3 separate regions of the Homo sapiens genome follow, and regions 2 and 3 are each linked to region 1. Evidence: chromatin contacts called from ENCODE Hi-C or POLR2A ChIA-PET data. All regions are on one chromosome and are shown on one strand. Each heading gives the region's core, a stretch centred on a gene start or an enhancer-like site at or near the end of the contact. The rest is flanking DNA. Distances are from core to core; before and after follow the strand shown.

Region 1 (4,700 bases), core at 1,268-3,767:
AGTTTCTCAGGTCCTCTACATGCTACAACCTCCCCGGGCTCAGGCAATCCTCCCACGTCAGTCTCCTTTCAGAGAAGCTGGGACTACAGGCACATGCCACCACGTCCAGCTAATTTTTGTATTTTTTGTAGAGATGGGTTTTCACCATGTTGCCCAGGCTGGTCTCAAAATCCTGGGCTCAAGTGATCAGCCCGCCTCAGCCTCCCAAAGTGCTGGGATTACAGGTGTGAGCCACCACGTCCAACCTTAATGCTAGCTGTTAAACTGTCTTTCAGGGGAGGCCATTTTAAAATGAAATCTTGGCTCTGTTTTCAGTGATAATTTCATAGTTCTAAACCCCAATTAATTCTGAATTGCTCCAGCTTAAGCATGTAGTTACATAGAGAATGTGCCTATTTCTATCTCAGGCAAATGGTGATTGTCCTATTGGTAACATGACTTCATTGTCATTTTTTTTCTCTGGAGACTACTGTGAGGATTCACATTACTAATACTTGTGCAGGCCTCACTCCTTAATTTAACAAGCAATGTCAATACAATATTTTTTCTTTGCACAGATATAAGACCTTTTTATTTTAAAACTGCAAATTCAACTCAAAGATTGCAAGATCAAATTTTGCATCTTAAAAAAATACTACCATAAACAAAGCCCACATTATAATCAGAATCCTACTTTCTTTTCTGCATAAAGCAGCATAGAACAACGGTCATTTATAGATACATGAATTCCAGGAAGCTAAACAAATAAGAATTTGTACTATAAGTAAAGTAGGTTATATAAATTTTAAATGAAGGAAAAAACACCAAATTAAGGACAAAAATTATCTTTTTCCTTCTTTGAATTGCACTCCTTGAAATAATATAAAAAAACTCCCAAAATCAAATATTAAAAAATAATTTGTTTAGGCCGGGCGCGGTGGCTCACGTCTGTAATCCCAGCACTTTGGGAGGCCGAGGCGGGAGGATCACGAGGTCAGGAGATCGAGACCATCCTGGCTAAGACGGTGAAACCCCATCTCTACTAAAAATACAAAAAATTAGCCGGGCGTGGTGGCGGGCGCCTGTAGTCCCAGCTGCTTGGGAGACTGAGGCAGGAGGATGGCGTGAACCAGGGAGGCGGAGCTTGCAGTGAGCCGAGATCCAGCCACTGCACTCCAGCCTGGGCGACAGAGCGAGACTCCGTCTCAAAATAGAAATAATAATTTGTTTAAATGCGTTTACAAATAATTTTCCCCGGTAAAACACAGGGAAGATCAACCAATAAATACATAAGCCCTCTTGTTTCAAACCTCGTTGCTGAAAATAATTGTAAGTGTACTAGTATTTACTACATTGGTGAGTGCCTGGTGATACCTTCCACTTCCATGATCTTTGCCCTGTATTGTATCTACGTGTAGATGAGGTGATTGTCAAAAATATATACTGACTTCAAGACATAGTGTTGACTGAGGTTGTCTTTATTAGAAGTCTCAGCCATGCCTCCAGTTTCGAGATGAATCTCAATTCACAAGTTCCACTATGAATCTCAATTCACAAGTTCCACTACCACCACCACCATCACTGCCCCCAGATAGAATGAGACTTCTAATAACTTGAAAGACAAGTCTATAAATATCCTGTAATCGTTTTCACTGTATCACTTTTTCCTGGCTACTTTTATCCGATAAAAACCTCAATTTATTTTTAAGCTATTAAACATGCGGACAAAGGGAATCTTAGTTTTATGCAAAAACGCAACCACGCATGAGAACTGCGCAAGTCTTTCTTGGAATGGTCTGTATTTGGGTGAAGTCATCAGACGTCATTACACTTCTTTATTTTGGGGTTGCCAACTCGTTTCCCAGGATTTAAAGACTATAACGATGATAAAAGTCAGTGTCGCACCCTGTCAAAGGCTTGGCCCGTTGCCTTTTCCTTCCCGGCAATACTCGGTTCAATTAGGTCTTGTCCCCTCATTATCTGTGAGGACTGAATTCCACCCCCGCTTTTCAACGCAGGCTCTTTGCTCGGGAAAAGTCAAACCATCTCTCAAAGGATCAAAGAGCTCAGCCATAGACAGAGCCGCCGGAGGAAAGCGGAGTCGCTGCATCAGATGAAAGGGGCCCCTCAGCCTCACTCCTCACCGCAGCTCCTGGGATCTTAAAGACAGGGTCAGGAGGATCAGGAGGGACAAGAGGGATGGAGGCGAAAGGCTGGATCCTTAATCCAGGCCGGAGACAAAGGTGAGTAACTGCGCGTGGTGGACGGGAAGATGGGCAGTAGGAGGCTCCTCGCCCCCTAGCCGGGTGGCGTGACTTCAGGAGGACCCAGAAAACCGGCCAGGACTGGGTAGGACGGAAGGTCCCAGGCGGGGCGGGCGAACCGGCTCCTCGTGGCACTGGCAAAGCTGGGAACGCCCCCTCCAGGCCCCGCCCTCCCGCGCCCGTGCCGGGAACTCGAACTTAGGTAAGCGCCCGGGTCACGCGCCGGGGCTGCCCCGCTGCCTCCAGCTTCCCAGAGCTGGCGTCTGGGAGGAAGAGCGCGTGCATCACGTCCTCCTCCCCGCCCCGCCTCCGCGCACTGCGCAGCGCGCTGCCGCGCCCCGCCCTTTCTCGGCCCCCGGAGGGTGACGGGGTGAAGGCGGGGGAACCGAGGTGGGGAGTCCGCCAGAGCTCCCAGACTGCGAGCACGCGAGCCGCCGCAGCCGTCACCCGCGCCGCGTCACGGCTCCCGGGCCCGCCCTCCTCTGACCCCTCCCCTCTCTCCGTTTCCCCCTCTCCCCCTCCTCCGCCGACCGAGCAGTGACTTAAGCAACGGAGCGCGGTGAAGCTCATTTTTCTCCTTCCTCGCAGCCGCGCCAGGGAGCTCGCGGCGCGCGGCCCCTGTCCTCCGGCCCGAGATGAATCCTGCGGCAGAAGCCGAGTTCAACATCCTCCTGGCCACCGACTCCTACAAGGTAAAGCTCGGGGCCCGGGCAGATGAGGAGGAGCGGGGCGCGCTGGGGACGAGCGCGCGGCAGGGGGGCGGGGGCGGCTGGGGCTGGGGTTGGGGCTGGGGCTGGGGCTAGGGTCGCGGCGCGGGGAGGCCCGGGGGAGGCGCGGGCGGCGGCGGCTGGGGCAGGTGAGGAGGCGCCGCAGTGGGCAGGAGGTGGCTTGAGGAGGATGGAGGGCTGGGCGGTGGAGGCGGGGCCTGGGGGCGCGCGGCGGCGGCGGCGCGGCGGGGGGCTGAGGCGGGCCCCAGCGGACTCCCGGGCGCCGGTGCTCGGGGCTCGGGGCTCGGGGCTTGGGCGTCGCCGGCGAGCGCATGCCCTTCCCTGAAGCGCGGCCTCTTGGCCTGGAGCTGGGACCAGTTAGGTAACGGCCCCGGGGACCCGCAGTGGAGAGTGAGCGGGGCTTTCCCCCGGGCCAGCCCGGCGCGCTCGCCCCTGGCTGGGCAGGTAAGTCTCCCGGGGCGCGAGGTGGGAGAAGTCCTGGCGCGGGCGCCGGAGCAGCCGCGGTCCTCTGCGGCTCCGGCGCGGAGGACACTCGCCTGGCCCCGGTAGCCGTAGTGGATTCCCCTGTCCCACTCCGCCGGGCTCCGTTTCAAACTCCTTGGCACCTAGTGATTGCTCGTGCTCCTTATCCCTGGGTGTAGAGGCCGCTCTGCTCTTATCTGCTTTAGGGTCATTACAGGATTTCTGTGAAAAGGAAAATGAAACACGAGGATTTAAAGGAACTGTAGTTTTAACCCTAGAGAACATGTGGAGAGGGAAATGGCACAGCGTTGCGTTCACATGCCCATTGAACACTTGTGTGGGTAGCTGCCACATTCAGTTGATATGAAGCACGCAGTAGTGAAGGGAAGAGGTAAAGTAAATTTTACTTGAGCAGCATAGTGGTTTGGAATACAGTGGTAAAACATAGTACTCTCATGTTTTTGTTTTGATTCTTTTTTTTTCCTTTGTTTTTAGCCCTCCTCCGATATTCCGAGAAAGTATTTTAGAGAATTCCATTTTACTTAAGTTTTGTCTGTTTTTTTCCAATCAGCTTAAAATGCTGTTTATGATATTTAGATAGGTTCTTGAAATCGAGCCAAGATCCATCAACAAGTTGTCTTTTAGATGCAAGTTTAAAGTATTGCAAAATCCGAACACTATCAAGTATGATTCTTGAATATTGTCAAGTATACGTGATAATACCTCAAGTATGGTCCTTTACTTGGTCCTAAAACCTCCTCTTGTGTTCTCTTGGTTCAATCATAGTGTTTTCAAAATTTTAAATAGTGATTTTAGAATAGCCTCATTGATAGTTTTGTAGAATTTTTTTCTTAACTAAATCTAAAATAACTGTCAGATTTTTTTTTTACATGTTAGCCAAATGTAAAGGGAGGTTGAATAGTCTAAATTTTAAAAACAGAAGAATGCAACTTCCTTTAGTTTGCAGTTCCTCTAACCATTATACATAAGGAATGTAAAATTACTTTAACATCAGTTTTCTGGGGTGCTTTTAGTTAGAATAGTGAATTATCTTAAAGGTTTCTAATCTAGTGAGCCATACTTAATTGCACTATTAGAATTTGCACCTATTTAATAAATTTTACTTCTGTCAACTTTCAAGTCAGACTGGTGTGTTTTATATCCTTTATAATATGAAACTTCAGAATATTTTCATCTTAGATTTTTCATTTTTTCCCCAAAAGTCACCTCTAGAGGGTTCAATCAAGTCGATATGTTTTATACCAGT
Region 2 (4,700 bases), core at 863-3,362, 2.9 Mb after region 1:
AATCAGGCTAGACGCGGTGGCTCACGCCTGTAATCCCAGCATTTTGGGAGGCCAAGGTGGGCGGATCACCTGAGGTCAGGAGTTCAAGACCAGCCTGGCCAACATTGTGAAACCCGGTCTCTGCTAAAAATGCAAAAATTAGTTGGGTGTGGTGGGGGGGTGCCTGTAATCCCAGCTACTTGGGAGGTTGAGGCAGGAGAATCCCTTGAACCCAGGAGGCAGCGATTGCAGTGAGCTGAGATCACATCTCTGCACTCCAGCCTGGGTGACAAGAGCAAGACTCCATCTCAAAAAAAAAAAGGGTATGTATGAATAAACGCATAAGATCCTATATACATGTTAGTCATAACTGTATCCAAGGAATAAATGTATTAATATTTTTACAGAAGAACAAACCCAGAGAAACACACAGATCACTGTGCACAGATCAAATGATAAATCTCTGTGTCTAAGTTTTCCAATAAATACTGAGTATATCTGACATTTTCAGTGTCCTAAAATATTTTTAAAAGAAACAGCAGAATGAGATGAAGGTAGAAAGGAAATGCTTTCTTTTGGGGGACAGTGTAAATGGAGAAGGGTGCTAGGAAAAGTTGAAGTTGTTAAGAAAGGGAAAAGTAAGAAGAAACATAAGAAATACCAAAAGAACATTTAAAAATAGCTTAAGGAACAAAAGGAGAAACGGCATAAAGATGAGACTACAAACGGGACTACTGGGAAGAAGTTATATCCAAAACTGGTGTGCATATCTCATGCACTGTAAGTTAAAGTGTCAACTGGTACAATCTCCATGGAGTGTAGTTTGGCACTTACAAAATCAGAACTCCACTTCTAGAATTTATCCTACAATTTGTACTTGTGCACTTGGTAAAAGTTACATAAACAAGATTATTCATTTTTTTAAATGTTTATTTTATGTACAAAGAACTATCATGGTTTTCCATTGGGTAGATGCCTTGGATAATCCTTTGAAGGAAGATCACTTAGTCCAACTTAATGAAACCAATATCCTTCCCATACTGACAAAAACACTGGCGGCACATATTGAGGCCATATTTCCGGATCAGACCGTGCCGGTTTGAACAGACGCGACAAGAGCGAGAACCCTGGCCGAATTTTCGCGGGTGGCTCCAGCATAGCTTCTGGTGACCCATCTTGGTCTCAGAGTGCAACGAGGTAAAAGGTACTCATTGTTTTATAACAGCAACAAATTGGAAAAATCTACACGTCCATCAATAATAAATACATTACTGTATACGCATAATACAGGATACTATGCAGATGCAGAGGAAGTGACTACATGATAGGAAAGTATCTCTAATATATATTAATTTTTTAAAAATCAAGATGTTGAAGTATGTACAGCATGCTACATTTGTGTTAAAAAAAAGGAATAGATAAGCACACTTGCTTGTATATGTATAGAATATGTCTAAAAAGATATGCAAAATAGCAACATTAGTTGCCTCTGTGGAGAAGTTGGTGGCTGGGGCCAAGGATGCGAGGCTTTTCAAAGATATCTTTTCTGCCTCTTGAATTGTGAACCCTGTGAATGTATTATCTGGTCAAATAATTTTTTTAAGAAAATTATGTCTCAGAATTGTGGCTACACAGTGACAGCTCCCGGCTGTCACAGGGGGAAGGAGGAGGAGAGGAAAGAGGATCAGGTGACCGAGCACCGCCAGGCAGAACTTTTCAAGGCCTATTAGGCCAAGCAGGGTGCGTGACTTCTTCAAGACCCGAGAGCTGAGAATGAATAAAAATTTCCATCAGCAGATAATACAGAACTTGTAGTGGATGAGGGAGACTGAGAAGGCAGGCAAGTTAATCCGGCCGGTGTCCAGACTAAATTACTAGGGGCACAAAAGGGCCAGAGCACAGAGCCAGGAGCGGGAATCCAGCTCCTCTCCAGTGCCAAGGCAGCTCCGCTCCAGTCCCGCCCCAGCTCCGAGCTCCGGCCCATGTCAACTGACCTCGGATGGGCTTGTCGTCCTTCTCATCCTCTTTGGTCTTCCGCTGATCGGCACCGAGGTAATCCGGCATTTTAGCAGCTCCAAAAGCCTCCGCTCCTTAATGATTACACAGCACCTTCCTTGCTTCCGGTGGTGTCTTCCCTTTCCCTTCCCCACCGGAAGTAAATTGGGCTCAGACAGACCCCTTTATGCAGTGCTTCAGAGTCCGGACAGAGCCCTGGGGAAACGCTTTGGCACGCTGGTTTTTGGACTGATTACCTGTGAGAAGGAAACTTTACAGTGTTTGTAAAACGCCTGGCATATTAGACACAATAAGTAGTGGCCACATCTACAAATATAGTGAAGGTAATCTATTTCTGGTAAAGAGTTAATATCCAGAATATATAAAGAACTCCTACCACACAAGAAAACAACCTGATTTTTTAAGTGGGCAAATAACCTGAATAAACATTGCTCCAAAGAAGATATACAAATGGACAACATCACTGTTAGGAAATGCAAATCAAAACCACAGTTGGATGCCACCACATACCTATTAAGATAGCTATTATTAAAAAACAAGCAAAAACAAAACAGAAAATAAGTGTTGGAAAGGATGACCCTTGGGTCCAGCCAACCCTTGCATGTGCTGCTGGATAAAATGGAATCCTGGTGCACTGTTGATGTAAATGTAAAATGATAAAATGGTGCAACTGCTGTGGGAAACAGTATGATTGATTCCTCAGGAAATTAAAAATAATTACCATGCCACCTAGCAATTCGATTTCTGGATGTGTATCCAAAAGAACTGAAAACAGGATCTCAAAGAGATATTTGTACATCCATGTCCATAAGCAGCATTAGTCATGATACCCATAAGGTGGAAGCAACCCAAGTGTCCATCTACATATGAATGGATAAACAAAATGTGATACACGCATGCGCGCTCACACACACACACACACACACACACACACACACACATTATTCAGCCTTAAAAAGGAATGAAATTCTAGTATAAGCTACAACACAGATGAACCTTGAAGACATTATGCTAAGTGAATAAGTCAGTCACAAAAAAGACAAATACTATATGATTCCACAAATATGAAGTACCTAGAGGTGTCAAATTCCTAAAGACAAAGTAGAAGGATGGTTTCCAGTGGACAGTTTTTTCCACTGGCATAGTTTCAGTTTTGTAAGAGATTAAATGGGTATAGAGTTTCAGTTTTGTAAGATAAAAATAGTTTTGTAGGGTGGTTACACAATAATGTGAATGTACTTAACATTACTGTAAACTTAAAAACGGTGAAGATCGTAAATTTCATGTTATGTGTGTTTTAGCACAATTTTTTTAAAAAACAAAACCCCCGACCGGGCACCGTGGCTCACCCCTGTAATTCCAGCACTTTGGGAGGCTGAAGCAGGCAGATCATGAGGTCAGGAGTTGGAGACCAGCCTGGCCAACATGGCTAAACCCCGTCTCTACTACAAATACAGAAATTAGCTGGGCGTGGTGGCACGCACCTGTAATCCCAGCTACTCGGGAGGCTGAGGCAGGAGAATCGCTTGAACCTGGGAGGCAGAGATTGCAGTGAGCCGAAATCAGGCCACTGCACTCCAGCCTGGGCGACAGAGCAAGCCTCTGTCTCAGAAAAGAAAACAACAAAAAAACAAAAACCCATGTTAGAGTTAATGGTAAAATTGAATGGGAGGAGGTGTGAGGAAAAAAATATATTAATATGAAGAAAGTGGAGTCAGGTTACTTTGCACCTTGGAGCATGTTTTAACAGTGGTTGCATTAGTAGGGATCAGGAAGAGGTTTTGGGGCAGAAGATTAGTTCAATTTTTTTTTTTTTAAAGACGGGGTCTCACTGTTACCCAGGCTGGAGCGCAATGGTGTGATCTCAGCTCACTGCAACCTCCACCTCCCGGCCTCAACGATCTTCCCACCTCAGCCTCCCTTAGTTCAATTTTTGAAAAGTCAGTTTTGAAGTGACAATTTTATCATGCAGCAGATATACAGACCAATTAAATGTATTTAATTGGCCTGGCACAGTGACTCACGCCTCTAATCCCAGAGTTTTGGGAGACTGAGGCAGGAGGATCCCTTGAGGCCAGGAGTTCAAGACCACCTTGGGCAACATAGTGAGACCCTGTCTCTACAAAAAAAAATATACATATATATATATATAATATATTTAAAAACTTTAATTGTGAAAATATAATGAAATTAGTAAGTTATTTTCTAATTTACTAATTTCTGGTGGTCCTTGCTAAAGAGTGGCATATCAAGTTTATTTTATTGAACCTGTTTCAGATACTGCTGTTGGGGGTGAGCCTTTACCCACTGTTTGTTTTTGCTAGTTTTTGCTTTTGACTGCAGTCTTAGAAGGAAGCATATAGTAGGAATACAATTGATTTTATTATACATTAAAAAATTAAGTCCCAGAGTCCTATAATTGGGAATATCTTGAATAAAAACTTCATTAGAACAAGGTAAAAATATTGCTGGCCTTGGAATACAATCTAACACACTAGAGAGAGGTTTCTTCTCCAAGCGAGTATTAAAAGATATAATGCAGGTAAATTAGTAATAGCACGACAAATATTAGCTGCTATTATCATCATCAAGTTAAACACAAATGTATCACAAATACACGTACGTAATTCTCCGCAAATGTATATACTAGTCGTCGATACTGGTTCATACAGGTATTTTCATTTTTTACTTAAAAGTATAGCGCT
Region 3 (4,700 bases), core at 1,450-3,949, 2.2 Mb before region 1:
ATTCTCTTTTGTCTCAAAACTGCCCAACATCAAAAGAATCATAAATGGGTTTTATTTTCCATTTTTAACTTATCAAACTAGTAATCTAAATGAAACTAAAAATCAATTCAATAATACAGAATTTTAGAGAGTCTACTATTTGTTGGATGTTACGCTAGATCCAGACAATACAGTTTACCTTACGCTCCTTGACTGCAGGAAACTGGCAGGCATATAAACAAATAAATTATAATACTGTGCAGCAAGGGCAATAAGAGAAGTGAGCACAGGTGGAAGGAATGATTCATTCTATGAGTAGTGAGGTAAGATTTTCCTGGCTGAAGGACAAACAAATCTTTAGGAGGACAAGGTGGAAGGGGAGCTAAGCCAACAGCATGACCAAGGCACTAAGTATGAAAAGGAACAAGAGTATCTGGGGAAGTACAGGTGTGGCTGGAGGATAGAGAGTGAGAGGCAAGTGGTGAAAGTAAAGGCTGGAAGGTCAGCAGGGTCAGAACCTATAATTTCATTCGGTATATTCTGTGAAGATGTACAGCCAGCAAAAGCTTTTTAATTCGGGAAAACACGATTGGACTTGCACTTTCAAAAGATTACCGTGGTTGCACAGAAGAGACTGACTGGGTCAGAGGTTAGTTACAGGCTGGAAAACCAGTTTAGATGAAACTGAAGAGCAAGGATGAAAGCCTGAACTAGAGCAGTGGAAATGCGAATGTGGAGCAGAGGAACGATTCAAGAAATTCTGCGGTAAAACTCATCAGACTTCATGACTGATTAAAGGTATGGTGGTAGACAAGGGAGGGAGAGGAAGGATAAGAATGGAGAAGCAGGAATTGGGCGTTATTTGAAAATTTCTGACATGGGAGGAAAATCTGGATATTTAATAACATCTGACTAAATTAGGGGATGAAAGAGCATAAGCGGAGAGGGAATGGTGGTGCTCTCTCCTTGACCATACTTTAGTTAGGCTCCTCTGAGCCCTCTTCCCAACTAGGCCTCATCCTTGGGCCCCTGTCTTAGGCCTGCTGAGTCCAGTTTTAGCAAGAATCTTGCAAAGTCAGTTTAGAGAGTATCTCCTAGCCTTGATAATTGATCATCTCCGCCTGTCTTCAGCAAGAATCTTGTAAGTCACTTTAACAAGAATATCCCCGACCCTTGATATCACTTCTTAGTAATTTTCCATGAACTGACCCCTCAGTCTGCTTGCTGGTTATAAATCCTAGCTGTTTTTGTTGTATTAAAACTTGAGGCCAATCTCTCTCCCCCATGGTGATAGTCATGGCACCTATTGCAATAGTTCTAAATGTCTTCCTTGACATTTTAACAAGTGTCAGAATAATTTTTCTTTAGCAACAAGGAGGAATCTGTCTCAAAAACTAAAGCTCCTTCCACACGCCTGTAAGGCTTAATTGGTGCATACATCTTTTAACTCTCCTGTAGCTAAATAACATGTCTGGCTTATCCACTGCTGGGGTTTACCAGGCATTATGATGTACATAATCCAGACACTGTGTCCCAAGAACATAGCAAGCTGGCTTTCCCTCCTTGATTTAAAAAAATCAAAACAACACAACTATCAGGGTAACATCCACTACATTTGACAGGTCAAAGAATCCCCTTCCTTAAGGACTTTACAATAACCTTACAGGGGGCTAAAGCATACATACCCATGGGTAGTGGGTAAGCCTTGAGAGTACAGTATAAGTCTTGATAACATTTTGAGGTTGATAACTAGTTGAAACTGATCTGTTTTCCCGACCTCAACGTAATTGCAAGGTCACTTCAAGAGGGTAAGGGGCTATTGCAACTACCCAAATTCGCTATTGTAGTATAAAAGCTTTAATTAACAGCATGTATAGGAATGCAAAGCTATGTTCTAATGAAACTTTAAAAAGCAGACACAAATATGAATGTCATATAATTGTCATCTGTCGCAAAACTTTTTTTTTAACCTTTGAAAAATGTGAAACCCATTTTTAGCTCCTAGTACAGCAGAACCTGCGGTGGGCTGGATTTGCCCTGAGGGCTGTAGTTTGCCCCTGTGGTACGTATGAAATGCCACAATTTTAAAAAGATGTGTTACGTGTGGGACCATTTGTGGGGCGGTTTATGCTAACTTCCAATACAGTAATATATGTCAACTCGCTTTTGAGTGACATTTAGTCTGGGTGGCCATGCCCAGGAATGGATATAGAGAAAGGGGCGCGGCCGCGCCGGGCACCACCCTCCAAGAGACTGGTATCGCAGCCCCCAGCTCCAAGGAACTCAGCGCAGGCAGGGGCTTCAGGGACGCGGAGAGGGAGGCTTATCTCTGCTGAAAGGGAATAGCGGCCCGCAAACAAGCAAACCAGGACACTGCTCCGAGGTCCCGCCCAGGAAGGCAAAACGAAGTCCCACCGCTCTCACACCCGGCAACCAACCAAGGCACAGCACGCCCCACCAGCAAGCCACGCCTCGCGCATCACGCACGCACGCACGCACGCACACACGTCTGTCGCGGCTTCCCGCCTTGCGCTCCGTCATGCTCTATTGCGCATATCTCGGGGCGGGGGAGGAACGGAGATTGACAAGGAGGCAGAGGCCTGAGCGAGGCGGAAAATCCTCACCCCGGCCCGCGGGTAGACCCAAACTTCTAGCGCGTCACTTCCGCTGGGGGCGGAGCGGGGCGGGGCTGAGTGGGTGGCGACCTAGCTGCTGCGCCAGTGTTTGTGTTGGAAGCTCAGCTGATGCAGGCCGGTTGGAGTGGACGTCATTGCCGGGAACGAGCGAGTCGCCGCTGCAGCCCTAGTGACTGCGGCCTGCATCCCGGTAAGTAGCCGCGAGGGGACAGGGGCGGGACGATAGGAGGCTGGTTGATCGTTCTGGACCCTTGTCCGGCGCTCCGGGTCGTCCTTTCTTTCTTTGGAGGGCACTTCCCGAGCGAGAGGGTGGGGACACGCCAGGCTTTGGGGAGGAGCTGGCGCTGGAAGGAGCCCGCAGGTCCTGGAGCTCATTGGTACTCGGCGCCCTCCGCCCCCGTGGGCTTTGCTGCCCCAGAAGCGCAAACCGTATTTGGTTTCGCAGGTCCCGCCCTGCTCCCCCTGTCCCATCCCCACGACTCCCTCCTCAATTTTCCAGAGTCTGTCTGCCTTCCCCTGGACTGTAGTGTTCTCCAGTAGTTAACTGGTCACTCTCAGGAGGGTTTCCCTAGTCTACATCATTCTCGACTGTCAGTGTGCACCTGGTGATTCTACTGCCTGATATTTTTTGTCAGTAATCTCTTTCTGACCCCATCCACATTTGATTCTATCCTTGACCGCTGTTGCTTAAGTGGATAAGGTGTATGAATCACTGTGTTGCAGTGCTTCCTATCCCTGTGTCATTTCTATCATTGTGCTGGAAGGAACCTGCTTTCCACGCCTAATACAATGATAACTTTAAAATGGTGACTCATAGGAAAAACTCAGGAGAGTTGTGACATAAGGGACTATCATATAATCCTGCTTAAAATACTGTTTTCAATTCCAAAACAGTTGTATCCTGGTTCTGCAGTCCTAATTTCTGAGAGTTCAAAAATGACAAATGTTTCAGTGTATTAAGAAAATGCTGTTAAACAGTGAAACATTAAGAGCTTATGCCTTGTGAGGCAGTTGTATCAAGCCCATTTTAGCTATTTTGTTAAATTGCTTATGCAAATTAGTTGTCCTTTCAATATAAGAACATGTTTTTATTTCGTAATTATAATCAACTTTTTCTTAATGTTGATCTCTTTTTTTATTTCTATATCAGGACTAAATTAAAATCTTGTAAACGCCCTTTTAATGAGTGATGTTGAATGAAAGGGCCAGTTTCACTAGTTTAGCTATTCACTTGTTTCACATGCAAAGTTGTTACAAGAACAGCCTGTACTTTGAGTTGTTTTTTTTTACCCCAGTTAGAGGGGTTGTGCTGAAGCTGCATATTGCTTCACTCATGGAATATATATTTGTAAAAAGGTCAGAGTTAGAATGCTGAGCCATAGACACCTTCCTGTCCTGCCATTTTTTGTTGTTGTTGGGAGTCTCTCTCTGTCGCCCAGGCTGGAGTGCCTTGGTGCGATCTCGACTCACTGCAAGGTTCAAACGATTCTCTTGCTTCAGCCTCCCGAGTAGCTGGGATTTACAGGCGTGCGCAACCACACCCGGCTAATTTTTTTAAGTAGAGACGGGTTTCCCCATGTTGGCCAGGCTGCTCTCAAACTCCTGGCCTCAGGTGATCCGCCCGCCTCGGCCTCCCAAAGTGCTGGGATTTCAGGCCTGAGCCACCGCACCTGGCCAGTCATTTCTTAGTTCTTATCTTTCTCTGCAGTACTCAAGTATTTTATTCTGTTCATTATCCATTACTTGAAAAAATTTGGTCCTGTCTTGGTTTTCAGTGTCCTGATTTTTTCAGGGTGGCTTTTCTCCTGTTTTGTTTCCTTTAGAGTCTTTTCTTCCTCTTCCTAGCTCTGGGTGGCACTCAAGGCTCTACCCCTGTCGCTCTCCCTAAACCAGAGTTTCGTGTTTGAAACCCAAATATACTTCAGTGGGCATGTGAATATCCTGAAATATTATGGAAAATATAGTTTGTATTGCAAATACACATTTTTCAAGGAAGAAAAGCTTTACTCAGGTTGCCTGATCCCAAAATAGTCATGTATTATTACTGTAAACTATCATCTGGTAAATACGTCTAATGTTGTGGTT

Evidence for each region. A loop is a pair of places that touch in the nucleus more often than their neighbours do. ChIA-PET counts read pairs that join two places held with the same protein, here RNA polymerase II (POLR2A). Pooled maps may share reads with other maps.
Region 2: a map of naive thymus-derived CD4-positive, alpha-beta T cell shows a loop between it and region 1 (6-fold over the local background). The contact joins the promoter of PSMC2 here to the promoter of NAMPT-AS1 in region 1. A Hi-C loop is called at or near these places in 1 of 168 maps with a recorded cell type or tissue (naive thymus-derived CD4-positive, alpha-beta T cell), 1 of 37 single-sample maps with no recorded cell type and 9 of 50 pooled maps.
Region 3: a map of CD8-positive, alpha-beta T cell shows a loop between it and region 1 (26-fold over the local background). The contact joins the promoter of PNPLA8 here to the promoter of NAMPT-AS1 in region 1. A Hi-C loop is called at or near these places in 3 of 168 maps with a recorded cell type or tissue (CD8-positive, alpha-beta T cell, ascending aorta and naive thymus-derived CD4-positive, alpha-beta T cell), 1 of 37 single-sample maps with no recorded cell type and 14 of 50 pooled maps. POLR2A ChIA-PET finds 5 or more read pairs at or near these places in 1 of 52 experiments (CD4-positive, alpha-beta T cell).

The regions. Positions count from the first base shown.
Region 1 is chr7:106,283,063-106,287,762 of GRCh38, reverse strand. It overlaps NAMPT-AS1 (NAMPT antisense RNA 1), which reads right to left and starts at 2,517. Exons shown (of 1, transcript NR_186647.1): 1 at 1,437-2,517. It overlaps NAMPT (nicotinamide phosphoribosyltransferase), which reads left to right and starts at 2,780. Exons shown (of 11, transcript NM_005746.3): 1 at 2,780-2,935. The coding sequence starts at 2,879. RefSeq lists silencers at 2,281-2,820, 3,091-3,450.
Region 2 is chr7:103,345,055-103,349,754 of GRCh38, reverse strand. PSMC2 (proteasome 26S subunit, ATPase 2) reads right to left here and starts at 2,112. Exons shown (of 12, transcript NM_002803.4): 1 at 1,974-2,112. The coding sequence starts at 2,043. It also overlaps a transcript of PMPCB not described here and the pseudogene RPS29P16.
Region 3 is chr7:108,524,134-108,528,833 of GRCh38, reverse strand. PNPLA8 (patatin like domain 8, phospholipase A2) reads left to right here and starts at 2,699. Exons shown (of 11, transcript NM_001256007.3): 1 at 2,699-2,805. It overlaps LOC124901722 (a long non-coding RNA gene), which reads right to left and starts at 2,359. Exons shown (of 2, transcript XR_007060473.1): 1 at 1,189-2,359. RefSeq lists enhancers at 2,081-2,420, 2,711-2,830, 2,602-3,562, 4,242-4,700.